2 separate regions of the Homo sapiens genome follow, and region 2 is linked to region 1. A link is an interaction called in ENCODE POLR2A ChIA-PET data of the cell type or tissue named here. Cell type or tissue: Caco-2. All regions are shown on one strand. Each heading gives the region's core, and the rest is flanking DNA. Links, peaks and the distances in the headings are about the cores only.

Region 1 (11,206 bases), core at 1,003-9,002:
GTTGTTTCTGCCTACAATGCTCTTCCCACAGCACCTTGGCCAACTCCTTCCCCTCCTTCAAGTCTTTGCTTAATTTTTACTTAGGAGGCCACCCCTGACTATTCTATTGCCATCTGTCCCCTTGCCCACCATGCTCATTTATTCTTTTTTTTTTTTTTTTTTTTTTTTGTGAAGACAAGATCTCACTCTGCCACCAAGGCTGGAGCGCAGTGGTGCAATCACAGCTCACTGCAACCTCTAATTCCCAGGCTCAAGCAATCCTCCCACCTCAGCCTCCCTAGTAGCTGGGACTACAGGTGCATGTCATCAAGCCTGGCTGATTTCTTTTATTATTTTATTTTATTTTATCTTATTTTAAGATGGAGTTTCACTCTTGTCGCCCAGGCTGGAGTGCAATGGTGCGATCCTGACTCACTACAACCTCCACCTCCCAGTTTCAAGGGTGTCTCCTGCCTCAGCCTTCCCAGTAACTGGGATTACAGGCGCATGCCACCATACCCGGCTAACTTTTGTATTTTCAGTAGATATGGGGTTTTGCCATGTTGGCCAGGCTGTTCTCGAACTCCTGACCTCAGGTGATCTGCCTGCCTCAGCCTCCCAAAGTGCTGAAATTACAGGTGCAAGCCACCGTGCCCAGCCATTTTTAAAATTTTTTGTAGAGACAGGGTCTCACTATGTTGTGCAGGCTAGTCTTGAACTCCTGGCCTCAAGTGATCCTCCTGCCTGGATTCCTAAAGTGCTGGGATTACCAGCATGAGCCACCATGCCTGGCTTTATGTTCATTTCTTCTTGTGGCTGCAACAAACTTTCCTACATTTAGTGGCTAAAAACACCACAAATAAACCATCTTACAATTCTTGGGGCCTTGAAGCCCCAACTAGGTCTATTAAAGCTAAAGTCAAGGTGTCAGCAGGGCTGCATTCCTTTTGAAGGCTCTAACGTGTTCTCTTGGCTTTTCCAGCTTCTAGAAGCCACCCCCATTCCTTGGATCATGGCCCCTTACTCCATCTTCAAAGCCAGAAGTGAAGCATCTTCAAATCTCCCTCTCTGACCTCGACTTCCATCACCACATCTCCTGCTCCAGTTCTGACTCTCCTACCCTCTTTCTTTTATAAAGATCCTTGTGATTCACCTGAGGTCAAGAGTTCGAGACCAGCCTGAACAACAGGGAGAAACCCCGTCTCTACTAAAAATACAAAAATTAGCCGGGCATAGTGGCGCATGCCTGTATTCCCAGCTACTCTGGAGGCTGAGGCAGGAGAACTGCTTGAACCCAGGAGGCAGAGGTTGCGCTACGGCACTCCAGCCTGAGCAACAAGAGCGAAACTCCGTCTCAAAAAAAAAAACAACCAAAAAAAAAAAAAATCCTTGTAATTGCTGGGCATGGTGGCTGCCACCCATAATCCCAACACTTTGGGAGGTCAAAGCAGGAGGAACACTTGAGGCCCAGAGTTTGAAACTAGCCAGGACAACAGTGAGACCCCACCTCTACAAAAAAATAAAAATGAATATTAGTCAGACATGGTGGTGTGTGCCTGTACTCCCAGCTACTTGAGAGGCTGAGGTGAGATGATCGCTTTAACCCAGGAGTTTGAGATCAGTCTGGGCAACATAACTAAATTTCATCTCTACAAAAATGAGTTGGGCATGGGTGACATGCATGTGTAGTCCCAGCTACTTGAGAGGCTGCTGTGGGAGGATCACTTGAGCTCAGGAGGTCAAAGCTATAGTGAGCTATGATCACATCACTGCACTCCAGCCTGGATGACACGGGGAGATTTTGTCTCAAAAAAAGAAAAGAAAAATATATTTGGTCTCTGTCCCTGGTTCCTGGCACAGAGCTTCTAAAGCTTTTATAAAGACCTCAGTGTTAGAGGTGATAGGAGCATCTTTTGTTTTAATATTTGGTCTTTGTCCCAGATTTCTAACCCAAGAGCCTTTAAGAACTTTGGGATCTCCAGCATGATAAGAATGCATTTGGGGGTATTGTTGAGATGATGAGTGGCTGCAAGCTCCTAGATTTCTTTAGGAGGAGGGCTGATTGCCAGAAAAAGCAACCACATGATTAGAGGCTTGGAACTTTCAGTCTCACCCACTTAACTCCAGGAGGCAAGACTGGCTGGAGACTGACTTAATCACCAGTGGCCAAGGATTTTATCAATCGTGCTTGCATAATAAAGCCTCCATAAACACCCTGAACAACAGGGATTGCAGAGCTTCTGGGTTGCTGAACATAGGAGATGCTGGGAGGGTAGCATGTTCAACAAAGTGCATGGGAGCTCTGTGCCCCTCCCCACTTACCCTGCCCCGGGCATTTTTTTTTTTTTTTTTTTGAGAAAGTGTCTGGCTCTTTTATCCAGGCTAGAGTGCAATGGCACAATCTTACCTCACTGCAACCTAAGCCTCCCCAGATCAAAACATCCTCCCACCTCAGCTTCCCTAGTAACTGGAACCACAGGTGCACGCCACTGCGCTCATTTATTTATTTATTTATTTATTTATTTATTTATTTATTGAGACGGAGTCTAGTTCTGTAGTAACTGGAACTACAGGTACACATCACCCCACTCAATTTATTTATTTATTGAGACAGAGTCTAGTTCTGTCGCCCAGGCTAAAGTGCAGTGGTGTGATCTCAGCTCACTGCAACCTCCACCTTCCGGGTTCAAGCGATTCTCCTGCCTCAGACTCCTGAGAAGCTAGGATTATAGGAGCACGCCACCATGCCTGGCTAATTTTTGCATTTTTAGTAGAGACGGGGTTTCACCATGGTGGTCAGACCGGTCTCGAACTCCTGACCTCGTGATTCGCCCACCTTGGCCTCCCAAAGTGCTGGGATTACAGGCTTGAGCCACCGTGCCCAGCTTTTTAAAAATTTTTTAGAGACAGGGTTTCACCATGTTGCCCAGGCTGGTCTCAAACTCCTGAGTTTAAGCAATCCTCCCACCTCGGCCTCCCAAAGTGCTGGGATTAGTGTGAGCCACTGCATCTGGCATGTACATCTCTTTCATCAGCTGGATAATGTATCTGCGATGTATCCTTTACAAAGATGTATCCTTTACACCGCTGGATCTGCAGTGCATCCTTTACAAGGAACCAGTAACAGGAAATGAACTGGCCCGATGTGGTGGTTCACATCTGTAATCCCAGCGCTTCAAAGAGGCTGAGGTGGGAGGATCACTTGGGCCCAGGAATTTGTGGCCAACCTGTGCAACATAACAAGACCCCATCTCTACAAAAAATAAATTAGCCAGAAATAGTGGCGCAAGCGTGTAGTCTCAGCTACTAGGGAGGCTGAGGTGGTCAGGACCACTTGATCCCAGGCAGTCGAAGCTGCAGTGAGCTGTGACTGCACCACTACACACCAGCCTGGGCAACAAAATGAGACCCTGTCTCTCAGAAAAAAAGGAAACAAACTGTTTTTCTGAGTTCCGTAAGCTGTTCTAGCAAATGATTAAACCCCAAGAAGGGGGTCATGGGAACCCCTGATTTGTAACAGGTTGGTCAAAAGTATAGGTGACAACCTAGGACTTGCCATTGGCATGTGAAGCGAGGGTGGTCTCGTGGGACTGAGCCCGTAACCTGTGGGGTCTACACCAACTCCAAGAAGTGTCAGAATAAAATTGTGGGATACCCAGTTAATATCCAGAGCATTGGAGAACTTGGTGTAGAAATTCCACACACACATTCAGTCAGAAGTGTGTGAGTAGAGACAAACACGGGCTTTTCTTTCACCTGTCTACCTGCTTAACTGCATAGGAGAGGCAACATGTGGTGCTCATGAACAAAGCAAACATTAAAGTCAGACCAGACCCAACATTTGACTCACTCTTAATATCCAGGTGAGCTTGGGCAATCACTCATCATTCCTAAGTCTTCATCACTTCATTCACAAAATGGGGATAACTGTGGCACCTACCTGTGATTTTGTGAGAATTAATGAAATATTATGCTTGATGTTATTGTGATCATTATACCTATTCCAAACTATCTGACAAGGACAGTGATAGACGATAACATCAAAAGATTAGAAACTGTAATGAGGTCTCTTGGGCAAAATTCCATACAAGCAAATTACTCTCTCTCCAAAGCATTCCTGCCACAATTAATTCACCATTCCCTGAATAAAATGTGCCATCTTTATTGACCAGGTCTTTACAGTGCTGGTTTCCCTGCTTGAGCAGCTCACTCCATCTCAGCCCATTCCCCATCCCTCCACCTCCCCCTTCTCTGCCCACTCTCATACAATTCTTCCTCATCTTTCAGGACCCAGCTTCAATGTCACCTTAACTGGATGCTTCTCTCACCCTCCAGAAGTGCTTCTTATTGCATTGGATGCATGCACTATTATTTGATCATTTTTGAGTCATAGTCCAAGTCTTTTTGTAACTGAATAACATGTTGCCCAATCAGTCTCTCTTCCTGGACTCTGAAGTCTTTCATGGTAGATCCAGCTGGAAGTGACAAAAAGATATTCTTTAAAAAAAAAAAAAAAGGGATGACACAGACAGACACAAGTTCTTAAACGTTTTAAATGGTATGTGAAAAGCAAACAAAATTCAAAGCCTTATGGGGAACACTTAGGAAGGAAAGAATTACTGGGAACTTCATAAAGGGTTAATTTTTTTTTTTTTTTTTTTTTTTTTTTTGAGACAGTCTTGCTCTGTTGCCCAGGCTGGAGTGCAGTGGCGCAATCTCGGCTCACTACAAGCTCTGCCTCCTGGGTTCACACCATTCTCCTGCCTTAGCCTCCCGAGTAGCTGGGACTACAGGTACCTGCCACCAAACCTGGCTAATTTTTTGTACTTTTAGTACAGATGGGGTTTCACCGTGTTAGCCAGGATGGTCTCAATCTCCTGACCTCGTGATCTGCCTGCCTCGGCCTCCCAAAGTGCTGGGACTACAGGCGTGAGCCACCATGCCCAGTCTAATTTTTATTTTATTTTATTTTTTGAGACTGAGTCTCATTCTGTTACCTATGCTGGAATGCAGTGGTGCAATCAGGGCTCACTGCAGCCTCGACCTCCTGGGCTCAAGTAATCTCCCCTAATTTTTATTTAAGAAATTCAGTCTTGGTTGAGCGTGGTAGCTTACGCCTGTAATCTCAACACTTTGGGAGGCTGAGAGGGGTGGATTACTCGAGCCCAGCAGTTTGAGATCAGCCTGGGCAACACATTAAGACCCTGTCTCTATGCAAAAAAACAGAGTGAATTTATGAAAGGCAATTTTTCCCACAGACTGGTGGTGGAGGGAATGACTTCAGGATGATTCAAGTGCATTACATATATTGTGCACTTTATTTCTATTATTATTGCATTGTAATATACAATGAAATAATTCTACAACTCATGATAATGTACAATCAGTGGGATCTCTGAACTTATTTTCCTGCAACTAGACTGTCCATCTGGGGCGAAGGGAGAAACAGGCATTAGATTCTCATAAGGAGCACGCAACCTAGATCCCTTACCTGCACACTTCACAACAGGGTTCATGCTCCTATGAGAATCTAATGCTGCCGCTGATCTGACAAGACATGGCGCTCAGGTGGTCATGTGAGCAATGGGGAGGGGCTATAAATACAGATGAAGTTTCCCCTCACTCACCTGCTGCTCACCTCTGGCTCTGTGGCCCTGTGGATGGAGACCCCTGCTCGAGTGCATTCGTAAGTATCCATCCCATACCATTCTTCAGACTCATCTATACTGCCGCAGTGGTCAAGTGTAGCACCCTTAGCTTGAATGGCATATGCCTCGGCTGGCATTTCATCACAATCAACATTAAGTGGTAGCTTGAGTCATTGTGAGGTCACTTCCTAGAAATCATCAGCATCCCATGTCCCACTGGCAAATAGCTCAGCTCTGCTCCTTGGATAACCAAACCTATGCCTAAATCCCATCTGTGTGGGTCCATCTCCTGGTACCCTTCCCAGCATCAATTCTGTATTTCTAGGAGTCCAATCAGGAGATATAAACCACTCAGAAGTTTAAACTAAAATGGGCATAGTGGCTCACACCTGTAATCCCAGCACTTTGGGAGGCCAAGGCGGGTGATCGCTTTGAGCTCAGGAGTTTGAGACCAGCCTGGGAAACGTGGCGAAACACCGTCTCTACAAAAAACACAAAAATTAGCCAGGCGTGGTGGCACATATCTGTAATCCCAGCTACTCAGGAGGCTGAGGAAGGAGAATTGCTTGAGCCTGGGAAGTGGAGGTAGCCATGAGCAGAGATCGTGCCACTGCACTTTAGCCTAGGTGATCGAGTGAGACCCAGTACCAATAAAAAACAAAAAAAAAGTAAAAAAATATATATATATATGTAAATTTAATATAAAAAGTATTAATTATAACAGAGGATTGGCGTAATGAGTGACACACTAGCACAAATGAAAGACAACTCTAGAGAATACAGAACTAGCAGAGGCCAGGCATGGTGGCTCATGCCTGTAATCCCAGCAATTTGGGAAGCCTAGGCAGGAGGATCGCTTGAGGACAGGAGTTGGAGACCAGTCTGGGCAACATAGTGAGACCCTGTGTCTACCAAAAAAAGAAAAAAAATTAGCCAGGTGTGGTGGTGGTGCACACCTATAGTTCCAGCTACTTTGGAGTCTGGGGTGGGAAGATCCCTTGCGCCTGAAAAGTCTAGGCTGCAGTGAGTATGGGTGGATTTTGGTGTACACAGAAATGGGGGAGCTGGAACTAATCCCCCCAATATACCAAGAGACAAATTGTATCTGTTTTTACAATTATACTGTAGGATACATTATGTTCCATGACAATGGTAATTTTTAATGACAGTTTTTAATTGAGTGGAATTACCATAAAAATAATAAAAGTAGCAGCTAATATTTACTGAGCTGTTACTAGGTGCCTATAAATACCATAAATTTTTAAATTCCCCATAACTCTTCCTTATTCCACTTAACCACTTTATCTTAAATTACTCATGCTTGCTTCAGTAGCACGTATACTACAGTTGGAACAATAGGGAGATTGGCATGGCCTCTGTGCAAGAACGACATGCAAGTTTCTGAATCATTCCATATTTTTTTTAAAAAGAGAAAAAAATTACATCCGGATTTTCACTGTGTGCATATGACCTTTTGTTTAGGTTGAATTATATCCAAAGATGGTATTTCCAGAAGTGAGATTACTGTGAGTCACAGGGCGTGAGCATTCTTATTACACTTGATGTAAACTGTCGAGCTTTCAGGCATGGTGGCTGTCTGCTTATAATTCCAGCACTTTGGGAGGCTGAGGTGGGAGGATTGCTTGAGCCCAGGAAGTTGTGGCTGCAGTGAGCCATAATTGCACCACTGCACTCCAGTCTGGGCAACAGAGTGAGACAGAAGGTTGACTGTTTAATAGAATTTTTCTGTTGACTTGAAGATATGGCCATGACTGTGCCATATGAAAATTCTTCATAAAATAATTATCTCATCCAATTAAATGTTGGAATTGGGAACAGAAAATGTTTTGGTGACTATTTATTCCTTCACTTGCTATTACAGAAACTACTGCCAGTGGGCACTTAACAACCAAAAGTGTCATCTCTGAGCTACTCACAATGAAAGGTGATGTCTGGGGCCCAGGTGTGTTGAGGTCCCCATGTCTGGGCTATGGGTGCTGAGTGGGACTTACTTGTCCATCCATTTTCTATATTCCAGCACTGGGAAACTTGGGTTTATCCATCTTGATAAGAGGTCATTTAAATTCCACCTGGCAAAAACCACAAATGGAAAAAAGGCAATGAAACTACAGGCTAGCCCTTGTTCTCAAAAGAATATTTAGCTTAGGTGGTTCTGTAAAAGAGGAATCACATTGTTGAAAACTCATCACAGGTCAGGTGAGGTGGCTCACACCTATAATCCCAGCCCATTGGGAGACTAAGGCAGGAGGATATCCCATGAGGCCAAAAGTTCAAGACCAGCCTGGGTAACACAGTGAAACCTCATCTCTACAAAAAATTAGAAAATGAGCTGGGTGCGGGGGCACATTCCTATAGTCCCAGCTACTTTGGAGGCTGAAGTGGGAGGATCAAAGTGGAAGCTGCAGAAGTAGAAGCTGCAGTGAGCTCTGATCCCACTGCACTCCAGCCTGGGTGACAGAGTGAGAAAACATACACACACACACACACACACACACACACCCCTCATCTCAGTCTGCCCAGCCTTCACACACACACACACACTCATCTCAGTCTGCCCAGCCTTCACACACACACACACACACACACACACACACCTCATCTCAGTCTGCCCAGCCTTGACTAGTGAAAAAGGTCTTCTGGTTACAGAAGACGTATGCTCTTTTTTAGGACCGGGATGGACCAGCAAGCTTGTTCACAGCCTTTCCCTCATCCTCTGCTTAGTTTTCCAAGAAACTTCAGGTGGAAAGGGAGTCCCTGGGGAAAAGACCTAACTCATCAGGTTACCAAAGGAGAAATTTGCATCCTTTGTCAATTAATAAATGGAACACCTGCCTTAAAAACCAGGGAGTTCTGCTAGGGTGAATCACTCCCTACAACCCTGACCTATGCAGGGAATGTAAAAACCTGGAGTTTGGGGACCTATAATATTGAAGGCCACATTGCAGATGTGGAGACCTTACCAAAGTACAGCCTTTCCACAAAGCACTACCGAACACCAGCTGGCTGTCTCCATGGGACACCGCTGTATCTCTGGCTCTCGTTTCCCCCAGAGATGCTCTATTCCAGCCTTCTCTTACATTTTGTATCCTGCACAGTTCCTGGCATAAGGACTTACAACATATCAGGCTGCTATGTTAATGGTGATCTACTGCAGATCCAACTTGAGATTCTGGCAGGGCGCTTTGTGTTTGAGAAATTAAAGGGGAGAGAATGGACCCAGCCTGCTGGAATATAAAAAATTTAAAGAAGAAAAAAATATTAAAATAAAAATTTCTCCTAAAGAGCACTCAAAAGCACACTCCCACCAATGCTAGATCTATTTACCTCTCTCTTGCTTTTTTTTTTCTGAGATAGGGTCTCACTCTGTCACTCAGACTGGAGTGCAGTGGCAAGATCACTGCTTACTGCAGCTTTCAACTCCTGGGGTCAAGCTATCCTCCCACTTCAGCCTCCTGAGTAGCTGGGATTACAGGTGAATGCCACCATGCCTGGCTAATTTTTTAATTTTTTGTAGAGACGGGGTCTCACTATGTGGCCCAGACTGGTCTTGAACTCCTGGGTCAAACTAATCCTCCCGCCTTCGCCTCCGAAAGTGCTAGGATTATAGGCTTTAGCCACTGTGCCCAGTCTATTTATCTTTCTATAACTCATATATTAAATCTTCCTCCTTAAATCACCTCCTACCCACCCATCTGCAGGGATAGCAAACACAGGTCTCAGCAGGTCAGGCAACCTACAGGAGGGAATGAGGCCAGAGTAATGTGGGAGACCAGGGGGAACTGTAGCAAACTGCAAGGTATTCACTTCAATAGTTCTTCAACACTGTGATGGTCAAACCAAACACAGAAACAGGAAGCCCAGTTCAGTCGCCAGCAGCCAATGTGGGATATTTGATCTACATGCTACAGGGCAAACTGCTTACGATAAATGACCTGGTCTCCACCAACCTGCTCTTCAAGTCCAGCCGCTCCTGCCCAACTCCCTACACTCTACTGACACGACCCACATTCACAGTACTCTCCTGAAACTTTGCTTGTTCACTCTTTTTTTATTTTCCCAATGAATATTTCTTTTTCTTTTTTTTACTTTTTTTGAGACAGAGTCCCCTTCTGTTACACAGGCTGAAGTACAGGCGGATGATTATGGCTCACTGCAGCTTCGTTATGGCTCACTGCAGCTTCCGTCACCTGGGCTCAAGTGATCCTCCCACCTTAGCCTCCCAAGTAGCGGGGATTACAGTCATGTAACACCACACCCAGCTAAATTTATTATTTTTTCTTGTCTTTTTTTTTTTTTTTTTTTTTTTTCAGACGGAGTCTCGCTCTGTTGCCCAGACTGGAGTGCAGTGGCATGATCTCAGCTCACTGCAACCTCTGCCTCCTGGGTTCAAGCAATTCTCTTTCCTCAGCCTCCCGAGTAGCTGGGATTACAGGTGCATGCCACCATGCCTGACTAATTTTTATATTTTTAGTAGAGATGGGGTTTTACCATGTTCACTAGGCTGGTCTTGAACTCCTGACCTCAGATGATCTGCCCACGTCGGCCTCCCAAAGTGCTGGGATTACAAGTGTGAGCCACCGTGCCTGGCCAGTTTATTATTTTTTCTAGAGACAGGGTCTCACTACGTTGCCCAGGCTGGCCTTGAACTCCTGGGCACAAGCAATCCTCTGGCCCCCACCTTCCAAAAAGCTGGGATTACAGGCTTGCGCCAACACATCAGGCCCTAACAAACACTTCTTGAGCTCCTACTATATACCAGGCACTATAATAGGTGCCCAGGAAACAGCGGTGAACAAGGTATAACAGTTTCTGCCCTTGGCCGGGCGTGGTGGCTCATGCCTGTAATCCCAGCACTTTGGGAAGCCGAGGCCGGTGAATCACCTGAAGTCAGGAGTTCGAGACCAGCCTGACGAACATGGTGAAACCCTGTCTCTATTAAAAGTATAAAAATTAGCGGGGCATGGTTGTGCATGTCTGTAATCCCAGCTACAGCTACTCAGGAGGCTGAGGCAGGACAATCGCTTGAACCCAGGAGGCGGAGGTTGTAATGAGCTGAGGTTGCGGCGCTGCACTCCAGCCTGGGCAATGAGAGCGAAACTCCGTATCAAAAAAAAAAAAAAAGTTTCTGCCCTCGCAGAGCTTATAGGGTAGCAGGAAATTGATACAGTTTGAACGTTTGTCTCCTCCAAATCACATATTGAAATTAAATCCCTAATGTTGGAGGTGGTGCCTGGTGGGAGGTGTGTGAGTCGTGGGGGCAGATCCCTCATGAATGGCTTGGTGCCTTCCCCAAGGTAATGAATGAGTTCTCTCTCTACTAGTTCATGTGAGAGCTGATTGTTTAAAGAGAGTGGCATCTCCTCCCCTCTCCCTTGCTCCCTCTTCTCAACAAGTGACATGACGGCTCCTCCTTCACCTTCCGCCATGAGAGGAAGCCTCCTGAGGTCTTCACCAGCAGATGCTGGTACTACGCTTTTTTTTTTTTCTGAGACAGGGTCTCACTCTGACACTCAGGCTAGAGAGCAGTGGTGTAATTATGGCTCACTGCAACCCTGACA
Region 2 (11,206 bases), core at 1,582-9,581, 56 kb before region 1:
AGGCCAAGGTGGGCGGATCACCTGAGGTCAGTTCGAGATCAGCCTGGCCAACATGGTGAAACCTCATCTCTACTAAAAATACAAAAATTAGCCAGGTGTGGTGGCACACGCCTATAGTACCAGCTACCAAAGAGGCTGAGGCAGGAGAATGGCTTGAACCCGGGAGGCAGAGGTTGCAGTGAGCCGAGATCGCGTCACTGCACTCAAGCCTGGGCAACAGAGTGAAACTGTCTCAAAACAACAAGAACACCACCACCACTTAAAAAGAAGGCAGTAAACAGATGCCTTCTCAGGTCCCACTGTGTTGTCCAGGCTCGTCTCAAACTCTTGAGCTCAAGCAAACTCCCCACCTCGGCCTCCCAAAGTGTTGGGATTACAGACTTAAGCCACCGTGCCTGGCCAGAATATTACTTTAGAGAGCACCACTAGAAACCCATGGTTTGAGCAGAGAGAGGAGACGTTCCCCTCAAAAAGGGGGAGGTGTTGGGCAGAAAAACAACCGATATTCACCACACCCACTTTTAGGGAAAAAGACACTACCATATTAAAAGTACAAATCAGGCCAGGCCTGGTGGCTCATGCCTGTCATCCCAGCACTATGGGAGGCTGAGGAGGGAGGACTGCTTGAGCCCAGGCGTTCAAGACCAGCCTGGGTAACATAGCGAGACCCCATCTCTACAAAAAATACAAGTTAGCTGGGTGTGGTGGTGCACACCTATGGTCCCAGCTACTGGGAAGGGTAAGGTGGGAGGACTGCTTGATCCTGGGAGTTTAAGGCTGCAGTGAGCTGTGATGGTGCCATTGCACTCCAGCCTAAGCGAGAGAGTGAGACCCTGTCTCAAAACAAAACAACAAAACAAAAAAAACAAAACAAAAAAAAGCCATACAAATTGGCCAGGTGCGGTGGCTCACACTTGTAATCCCAGCACTTTGGGAGGCCAAGGCAGGCGGATCACAAGGTCAGGAGTTTGAGACCAGCCTGACCAATATGGTGAAACTCCATCTCTACTAAAAATGCAAAAATTAGCCAGGTGTGGTGGTATGCGCCTGTAGTCCCAGCTACTTGGGAGACTGAGGCAGAAGAATTGCCTGAACCTGGGAAGCGGAGGTTGCAGTGAGCCAAGATCGTACCACTGCACTCCAGCCTGGGCGACAGAGTGAGACTCTGTCTCAAAAAAAAAAAAAAAAAAAAATTCAACAGTACGACATATTCTGTTTTCAAAAAAAAGTTACAGTATGGGATACATGTGCATCATAGAAGGAAACATGGCAGCACAGTGCTGCTAAGGTGTCAGGTGAGAGTGGAAGTGTACTGGGAATGAGGCTGGAGACAGAGGTGGTCAGATCTAAGAAGGCTGAGAACACGGGCGGGAGGGGGGTGGGGCTGGGAGCCTTTCTGTCCTGCTAGGGCTGGGAATGCCCTGAAGGCCTCAATCTGCTAACTGGGAAGCTAGAGAGGGAAGGCAAGAGCCAAGAGTGCGCCACTGCACTCCAGCCTGGGCGACAAGAGCAAGACTTTGTCTCAAAAAATAAAAATAAAAATTAAAAAAAAAAAGCTATCAGTCTGAATTGGAGACGCTGAGGGGCAGAGGCCCAGAGCAGGAGGTGCTGCCAGAATCAAAGAAATGCACAGACTTGAGAGCTGAGTGGGAATAGAGGCCCATACATCATGAGGGGCTCTGAATCGGTTGCAGCAAAAGGCCTGCAATGGGGATTAAGAGTAAGATTATGGGCCTGGTGTGGTGGCTCATGCCTGTAATCCCAGCACTTTGGAAGGTCAAGGCGGGTGGATCACCTGAGGTCAGGAGTTCAAGACCAGCCTGGCCAACATGGCGAAACTCCATCTCTACTAAAAATATAAAAATTAGCCAGGTGTGGTGGCGGGTGCCTGTAACCCCAGCTACGAGGGAGGCTGAGGCAGGAGAATCCCTTGAACTTGGGAGATGGAGGTTGCAGTGAGCTGAGATTGTACCACTGCACCGGGCAGACAGACAGAGCAAGATTCTGTCTCAAAAACACAAAAAGACAAAAAGACAATAATGATGGATTTGTACGGGGAAATATCCTGGAAAAATACAGCCTGCCCATGCTCCCTGCTGAGTTATTGAGTTATGTGCAGAAAAAGCAGCACAGAGGCCGGGCGCGGTGGCTCACGCCTGTAATTCCAGCACTTTGGGAGGCTGAGGTGGGCGGATCATGAGATCAGAAGATCGAGAGCATCCTGGCTAACACGGTGAAACCCCGTCTCTACTACGAATACAAAAAATTAGCCAGGCATGGTGGCGGGCGCCTATAGTCCCAGCTACTCGGGAGGCTGAGGCAGGATAATGGCGTTAACCCGGGAGGTGGAGCGTGCAGCGAGCTGAGATTGCACCACTGCACTCCAGCCTGGAGGACAGAGCAAGACTCTGTCTCCAAAAAAAAAAAAAAAAAAAAAAAAAAAAAAAAAAAAAGCAGCAGAGACAGGGTGTGGAAAAGTACAGCGGGAATGGGGAGGAAAGGGGAATTTTAGAAGACAAAGTTTTATTTTATTACTTTTGAGACAGGGTCTTGCTCTGTCGCCCAGGCTGGAGTGCAGTGGTGCAATCAGCCTCCTGGACTCAAGTGATCCTCCCATCTCGGCCTCCCAAGTAGCTGGTACTACAGAGGTGCCCCACCACACTGAGTTAATTTTTCAATTTTTTTGTAGAGACAGGGGTCTTGCTATGTTGCCCAGGCTGGTCTTGAACTCCTGGACTCAAGCAATCCTCCTGCTTCGGCCAACCAAAGTGCTAGGATTACAGGAGTAAGCCTCCATGCCCCGCCCAAAATTTTAGATGTAAACTTGCCAGGAATGCTAATTGCATGTGGATATGTCATTGCAGCTGTAAGCTCCAGTGAAATCTCTGGCAAGAAAGTACCCTGACAGATGTGGAGATCAAGGACAGACCAGCAGTTACATTCAGGTGGCAGAAGGAGAAAATGAAGGTGAACCAAAGAGATAGAAAATAAACCAGGAGGCCAGGCTCACGCCTGCAATCCCAGCACTTTGGGTGGCTAAGACAGGCAGATAACGAGGTCAGGAGTTCCAGACCAGCCTGGCCAACATGGTGAAACCCTGTCTCTACTAAAGATACAAAAAAAGATAAGAAAAAATTAGCCAGGTGTGGTGGCGCACGCCTGTAATCCCAGCTACAGGCTGGAGGCTGAGGCAGGAGAATCATTTGAACCTGGGAGGCAGAGGTTGCAGTGAGCCGAAATTGTGCCACTGCACTCCAGCCTGGGTGACAGGGAGAGATTCTGTCTCAAAAGAAAAAAAAAAAGAATAAAGAAAAGAAACCAGGAAAGTCAAAGAGAACCTCCAAGTTCAGGGCAGAGAATTTGATCAGGACTGCAGAGGGGAGAGACGGGTCCTGGGCAAAGGCTGCCAGGCTTCACAATCATGAGGGAGAAGACACCCTGGAGGCGTGGGGAAAAGGTTTCGCTGCAGTAGGGGACATGGTGACTGTGTGCAGGGCTCTGTCCACTCCTCAGGATGGGGAAGGGAAGAGGGGACAGGAGGGGAATGGAAGAGGGGAGGGGATGGGAAGGAAAAAAGGGAGATGCTTCCATCTTTGGATTATAGCCAATTATCTCTAGGGTTTATTGTCTGTTTGCTAAATAGAAGAGAAGGTCCATGACAGCCTGGGCAACATAATAAGATCCTGTCTTTAAAAAAAAAAAATTAGCATGTTGGCACAAGTCTGCAGTCCCAGCTACTCAGGAGGCTGAGATAGGAGGGTTGATTGAACCCAGGAGTTCAAGCCATGATTGTGCCACTGCACCCCTGCCCGGGTGACAGAGCAAGACCCTGTCCCTAAAAATTTACAACATAAAGCTCCAAAAATAAAGATAAAAATGAAAAAAATATATAAAAACAACACATAAAAACAGAAAAAATAATTAAAAACAACAAAAAAAGAAAGCTCCACAACGGCAGGGACAATGAACTCAGGCTGTTGTATTCTGTTGTATCCCCAGGGTCTGGAACAATACCTGGCATATCAAGGAATTAAATCAATATTTGGCCAGGCTTAGGCGGCTCACATGTGTAATCCCAGCGCTTTGGGAGGCTAAGGCAGGAGGATGGCTTGAGTCCAGGAGTTCAAGAGCAGCCTGGGCAACACAGTGCAACCCCATTTCTATAAAAAATACAAAAATTAGCCAGGCCTGGTGGCATTCCCCATTGTAGTCTCAGCTACTCTGGAGGCTGAGCGGCGTAGGATTGCTCGAGCCCAGGAGATATATATATATTTTTTAGACCAACACTCACTCTGTTGCCCAGGCTAGAGTACAGTGGCGTGATCTCAGCTCACTACAAACTCCGCCTCCCAGGTCCAAGCGATTCTCATGTCTCAGCCTCCTGAGTAGCTGGGACTCAGGCGTAAGCCACCACACCTGGCTAATTTTTGTATTTTTAATAGAGATGGGGTTTCACCATGTTGGCCAGTCTGGTCTTGAACTCCTGACCTCAGGTGATCTGCCCGTCTCAGCCTCACAAAGTGCTGGGACTGCAGGCATGAACCACCATGCCCAGCCAAGCCCAGGAGTTTAAGGCCGCAGTGAGCTATGATTGTGCCACTGCACTCCAGCCTGGATGACAGAGCGAGACCCGGTCTCAAAAATTAAATCAGTATTTGTCTAATGGAGTTGTTGACCATTCTTGGGGGATGGGAGGACACCTGAGAAAATGTGTGAGGGTGAGAGGTGTGGAAGACCACCACGGTGGGCACATAGAAAACAGTCCTGCTTCTGCTGCCCGCTGGATTGAGGGTGAAACTTCCCACTCTTCCCCACCCCACTGCAAGGTAGCCAGCCTGCCCCAGATCCTGACGCTGCCCATGTACCTTCTTCACTCGAAGGGCAGTGATCACATGGCTTTCGTCATACTCCCATTTGGAACGGACATCTGGAAAGGAAACGTATTTAAGAACTGAATTTGCAAAGGAACATACGACCAAACTACTCAGAGGACCTACGTCGTCATCAACGTCTATTTGTTTGGCAGTTAAGGGATAGTCATTGTCAGTTTAAAACTTGAGATGTGGGGCTGGGCGCGGTGGCATGCACCTGTAACCCCAGCACTTTGGAAGGCCGAGGCAGGTGGATCACTTGAGCCAGGAGTTCAAGACCAGCCTGGCCAACACGGCGAAATCCCATCTCTACTAAAAATACAAAAATTAGCCGGGCGTGGTGGCAGCGCCTGTAGTCCCAGCTACTCACGAGGCTGAAGGAGAATCACTTAAATCTGGAGGCTGAGGTTGCAGCAAGCCAAGATCACACCATTGCACTCCAGCCTGGGCAACAGAACAAGATTCTGTCTCATAAATAAATAAAAATGGTAAGGGGAAGGAAGAAATCAAATTTGAAGTGAGCTCACACTAAATCCCCATCCAGGTTGGAGTGCAGTGGCATGATCTCGGCTCACTGCAATCTCCGTCTCCTGGGTTCAAGCGATTTTCCTGCCTCAGCCTCCCTAGTAGCTGGGACCACAGGCACATGCCACCACACCCGGCTAATTTTTGTATTTTTAGTAGAGACGGGGTTTCACCATGTTGGCCAGGCTGGTCTCAAACTCCTGACCTCAGTTGATCCGCCCACCTCGGCCTCCCAAAACACTGGGATTACAGGCACAAGCCACCACACCTGGCCTCTTAACAGCTTTCTAAAGCAGCGATCCCCAATCTTTTTGGCACCAGGGACTGGTTTCATGGAAGACAATTTTTCCACGGAACAGGGCAGTGGGCTGGGGGGCGGGGATGGTTTGGGGATGACTCAAGCCCATTACATTTTTTGTGCATTTCTATTATTATTACATTGTAATATATAATGAAATAATTCTACCATCATGTAGAATCAGTGGAAACCCTGAACTTGTTTTCCTGTGACTAGACGGTCCCTTCTGGGGGTGACAGGAGATAGTGACAGATCATCAGGCATTAGATTCTCACAAGGAGAGCGCAACTTAGATCCCTTGAATGCACACTTCACAGTAGGGTTTGCGCTCCTGTGAGAATCTAATGCTGCTGCTGATCTGACAGCAGGTGGAGCTCAGGCGGTAATGCAAGCGATGGGGAGTGGCTGTAAATACAGATGAAGCTTCTGCTTCACCTGCTCACCTGCTGCTCACCTCCTGCTGTGCTGCCTGGTTCCTAACAGACCACAGACTGGTACTGGGGGTTGGGGGTTGCGGACTTCTTTTTTATTTTTTTTTTTCTTTTTTGAGACAGGGTCTCACTCTGTCACCCAGGCTGGAATGCAGTGGCCCAAATCTCGGCTCACTCCAACCTCCACCTTCCAGGTTCAAGCAATTCTCATGCCTCAGCCTCCTGAGTAGCTGGGATTACAGGCATGCACCACTGCAGCTAATTTTTTTGTATTTTTAGTAGAGATGGGGTTTTGCCCTGTTGGCCTGGCTGGTCTTGATCTCCTGGCTTCAAGTGATTCGCCCACCTTGGCCTTCCCAAGTGCTGGGATTACAGGCGTGTGCCACCACACCCAGCCCAGGGATCCCTGTTCTAAAGTCATTCACTGCCCCCCACCCCGCCAAAAGTTTGTTAACTCATCAAAAATAATGTTTGAAGGACACTGTGTTTGACCTCCTCCGCTTTTTTCCAAGTACTTACCCAATAAACAGAGATAGTTGGGGTCTGTTAATCTGGAGAGTTTTGTGGCCTGATTCAGGATGTTGTAAAGCTCTGTTGGTTCACATAAAAGCAAACCAGGCATCCTGCTGGGAAGAATCAATAACACACAAGGGTAACATAACTCTATTTTAGATGAATGACCACAAAGTAATATAATGAATTAAACTCTTTTTTAACATACCTTCAAGCAAAGATGACAGTAATCATGTAAATGATCAGGAATGCTTCAAAACTGTATAGTGAAATATAGTGCGCAGAGGAGAATAAAATCTTAAATACAACATATCTAGCCAGGCGTGGTGGCTCACGCCTGTAATCCCAGGACTTTGGGAGGCCGAGGCGGGTGGATCACTTGAGGCCAGGAGTTCAAGACCAGCCCGGCCAACAATGGCAAGACCCCATCTCTACTAAAAAAAAAAAAAAAAAAAAAAAAAATTGGCCAAGAGTGGTGGCTCACACCTGTAATCCCAGCACTTTAGGAGGCCGAGGCAGGTGGATCACCTAAGGTCAGGAGTTCAAGAGAAGCCTGGCCAACATGGTGAAACCCTGTTTCTGCTAAAAATACAAAAATTAGTCAGGCATGGTGGTGCACATCTATAGTCCCAGCTACTCAGGGGGCTGAGGTAGGAGAGTCGCTTGAACCCAGGAGGCGGAGGCTGCAGTGAGCTGAAATCATGCCATTGCACTCCAGCCTGGGTGACAGAGCGAGACTCTGTCTAAAATAATAATAATAATAATAATTAGCCAGGCATGGTGGTGCACACCTGTAATCCCAGCTACTCGGGAGACTGAGGCAAAAGAATCACTTGAACCTGGGAGGCAGAGGTTGCAGTGAGCCGGAATCATGCCATTGCACTCCAGCCTGGGGGACAGAGTGAGACTCTGTCTCCAAAAAAAAAAAAAAAAAAAAAAAAAAAGTAATATATTGAACTTCAAACAAAGATGAGAGTAACCAAGGAAGTGATCAGGAGGGCTTCAAAAATGTATAGTTGGCTGGGCGCAGTAGCTCACGCCTGTAATCCCAACACTTTGGGAGGCCGAGGTAGGTGGATCACCTGAGGTCAGGAGTTTGAGACCAGCCTGGCCAACATGGTGAAACCCCATCTCTACTAAAAATACAAAAATTACCTGGGAATGGTGGCAGGCACCTGTAATCCCAGCTACTTGGGAGGCTGAGGCAGGAGAATCACTTGAACCCGGGAGGCGGAGGTTGAAGTGAGCCAAGATTGCACCACTGCACTCCAGCCTGGGCTACAGAATAAGACTCCATCTCAAAAAAAAAAAAAAATGTGTAGTGAAATGTGGGCAGAGAATAAAATCTTGAATACAACGTTATCTGAGCCATATACATACCACATGGGCTGTAAAACAGCTGCCAGTTCATTTGCTTATTTAGCAAATAATTACTGAGCACCTACTATGTCCCAGGCACTGGAAATAACTGTGGTAAACAAAACCTGCCTTCATGAAGGTTATAGTCTAGCATGGAATGCAGACACTTGCAGAAAGAATTGCAAGATGCAAGAGCACTATAAAAGATCTCAGGGCCATGCATAGTGACTCATGCCTGCAATCTCAGCACTTGGGGAGGCCTAGGCAGGAGGATCACTTGATCCCAGGAATTCAAGACCAGCCTGGACCACATAGCAAGACCCTGTAATACAAATTAGCTGGGCATGGTGGTATACACCTATAGTCCCAGCTATTCAGGAGGCCAAGGTAGGGGGGATTGCTTGAGGCTGGGGGTTCAAGACCAGCCTGGACAACATAGTGAGACCCCATCTCTAAAAAAAAAAAAAAATTCTTAAACTAGCCAGGTGTGGTGGCACATGCCTGTGGCCCCAGCAACTCAGGAGGCTGAGGTGGGAGAATCACTTGAGGCTGGGAGGTGGGGCTGCAGTAAGCCGTGATCACACCACCACAATCCCGTCTGGGCAACAGAGTGAGACCCTGTCTTGAAAAAAAAAAAAAAAGAAGGAGGAGGATCAGCTGGGCGTGGTGGCTCACATCTGTAATCCCAGCACTTTTCGAGGCTGAGGCAGGCAGATCACCTTTGGTCAGGAGTTCAAGACCAACATGGCAAAACTCCGTCTCTACTAAAAATACAAAAATTAGCTGGGTGTGGTGGTGCATGCCTGTAGTCCCAGCTACTCGGGAGGCTGAGGCAGGAGAATTTCTTGAACCTGGGAGGCAGAGGTTGCAGTGAGCTGAGACTGCACTACTGCACTCCAGCCTGGGTGACAGAGTAACTTTGTCTCAAAAAAACAAACAAACAAACAAAAACAAGTAGGATCCATTGTGACAGGAGTACCTAACAGGAGGTTCTCACCTAGTTGGGGGAATGGGAAAAGGGTTGTCTGAGGATGTGACTGCTAAACTGAGACAGAAGGTTGGGCAAGAGGAAGAGGGAGGGGGAGAGAGGACGAAACAAAGGATAAGAACATTCTGCTTGGAGCAGGGGCAAGTGCAGTACCTAAGAGAGTTCAAAGGAGCCTGGTGTGGCTCCTTTGATGACACTGCAGAGGCCAACACAGATGGCCTCTACGTTAAGGATCCCGACAGTCATTGTTGGGTGGAGAATCACTGATGTGTCCAGAGCTAGGCTCGGGCTCCAGTTGGCAGAGCTGCTCTTGGGACACTGGCTCCTGGGCCCAATTGTTTCTGGAAGGGTCAGGCCTGTGCAGGAGCTTCCTGTAGGAAGGCTTTTATTTTATTTATTTTTGAGACAGGGTCTTTTTCTGTCATCCAGGCTTGAGTACGGTGGTGTGATCATGGCTGACTGCGGCCACAAACTCCCAGGCTCAAGCAATCCTCTGGCCTCAGCCTCCTGAGTAGCTGGGACTACAGCGTATGCCATCATGCCCGGCTAAGTTTTGAATTTTGTGGAGATGGGGGTCTCACACTATGTTGCCCAGTCTGGTCTCAAACTCCTGTCCACAAGTGATCCTCCCTCCTCGGCCTCCCAAAGTGCTGGCATGACAGGTGTGAGCCACTGCACCTGGCCAGCTATCTTTTAGCAAGAGGGCTAGAAGGAGAGCAGAGTGGAGCCTCTGGAGGCCAGTGGGGGATGGCGAAGGGGAGAAGTTGAGTCCAGGGGTAATCTTGCTCTAAACGGTTAGGCTCCACTTCAGAGTTACCAGACGATGCTCCTGGGAAATGCCAGCACCTCAACTTAAACCTCAGATCCTTCTCACCTCCTCAAAGACTTCAGTTCTCAGCACCCCCTCCACAGCATCATCAGTTTCAGCCTCCACATGGGTCCTTCCTGTTGACATGCAAACATCCTCTTGTACCTATCTGTTCTTCTTTCCAGCAGAAGCGTGGAAAGAGAAACACCATCTCTCAAAAGCGTGGTGTTTCATTTACCGCCTCCACTTCTTCACCTCCAATTATGCTGTCCCTGGAGTCAAACTCTTTTAGGTCTGAATCCTGGCTCTGCGATTCACTATCAGCTGCCTGGCCCTAAGGAGTGGTTAGCTTCTCTGTGCCTCAGTCCCCACCTCTGTAAAATGGGGGTGAGAATAATATTGCCACTTCTATATAATGAGGGTGACAGTACCTGCCTGGTGTATGTGGATTCATGAAGTCACATTTGTCAGGCATTCTAAGCAGGGAGGAAATACTCAGTGAGTACTGGCCATGGGCATAACCTACTTCTTTGGAGCTGCTGCCTTTTTTTGAGACAAGGTCTTGCTCTGTTGCCCATGTTGGAGTGCAGTGGCACTATCATAGCTTGCTGCAGCCTCAACCTCCTGGGCTCAAGTGATCCTCCTACCTCAGACTCCTACGTAATTGGAACTACAGGCACATGCCACCATGGCCGGCTAATTTTTTTTTAAGAGATGGGGTCTCACTATGTTGCCCAGGCTGGTTCCCCTGGAGCTTCCAACCCTACCAAACCACAAAGACTGCTCTGTATCAAAGTCATCAACAATGTCCATCTTGCCTAAGCCATTGGTCACTTCCCTCTGGGCTCAAACGCCTCAGCCTCTTAGGAGCATGTAACACGGCTGAGCATTGTTTCTTCCCCAGACACTCTCCCCTCCCAAGAAAAAGCACTCTCCAAGCTTCCCTTCTTCCTTGCAGACTGTTCCTCTCCAGCTCTGCATGGAAGAATGCCCCCGGGCTTACTTTCCTTTTTTTCTGCTTTATCTACACTCACTCTAGGGTAGGGGGTTTCTCAACCTTGACACCACTGACGTCCGGGGCCAGGTAACTCTATGTGTGGGGAGCTGGCCTGTGCACTGCTATGTTGAGTGGCATCCCTGGCCTCTGCCTAGTGGATGCCGGAAGCAAACTGTACCTCTTCCCATCACCAGTAACAGAAAGTATCTCCAGACATCACTAAGGGTCCCCTGGAAGAAGGGGGCAAGATCACCCGTAGCTGAGGACCAACACTCTAAGACCTAGAGTCACAGTGATTCATCCAGTTCCCTGAATACCACACACATACCAATGATTCCCAAATTTTATCCCACCTTGACCTGTCTACTGAGCTGCAGACTCTAGAAGGGTGCCTGGTAGACATCGTAAATACAGCA

The links. ChIA-PET counts read pairs that join two places held together with the same protein. Peaks named below come from ENCODE experiments on the same cell type or tissue, not always from the same donor. Only the 100,000 strongest peaks of a DNase experiment are listed, where the experiment ranks them.
Region 2: POLR2A ChIA-PET joins it to region 1 with 5 read pairs; 17 of 35 experiments call an interaction of 5 or more read pairs at or near these places.

Annotation. Positions count from the first base shown.
Region 1 is chr7:76,080,500-76,091,705 of GRCh38, forward strand. It overlaps the pseudogene RNU6-863P. Among named protein-coding and RNA genes, the nearest start is that of MDH2, 38 kb to the left of the region's middle. In Caco-2, for the core only: no CTCF peak of the experiment used is centred there; no DNase peak of the experiment used is centred there.
Region 2 is chr7:76,023,777-76,034,982 of GRCh38, forward strand. STYXL1 (serine/threonine/tyrosine interacting like 1) reads right to left here. Exons shown (of 9, transcript NM_001317785.2): 2 at 6,645-6,751; 3 at 4,866-4,927. The coding sequence starts at 6,747. Among named protein-coding and RNA genes, the nearest start is that of STYXL1, 19 kb to the right of the region's middle. In Caco-2, for the core only: no CTCF peak of the experiment used is centred there; a DNase peak (open chromatin) is centred at 6,081.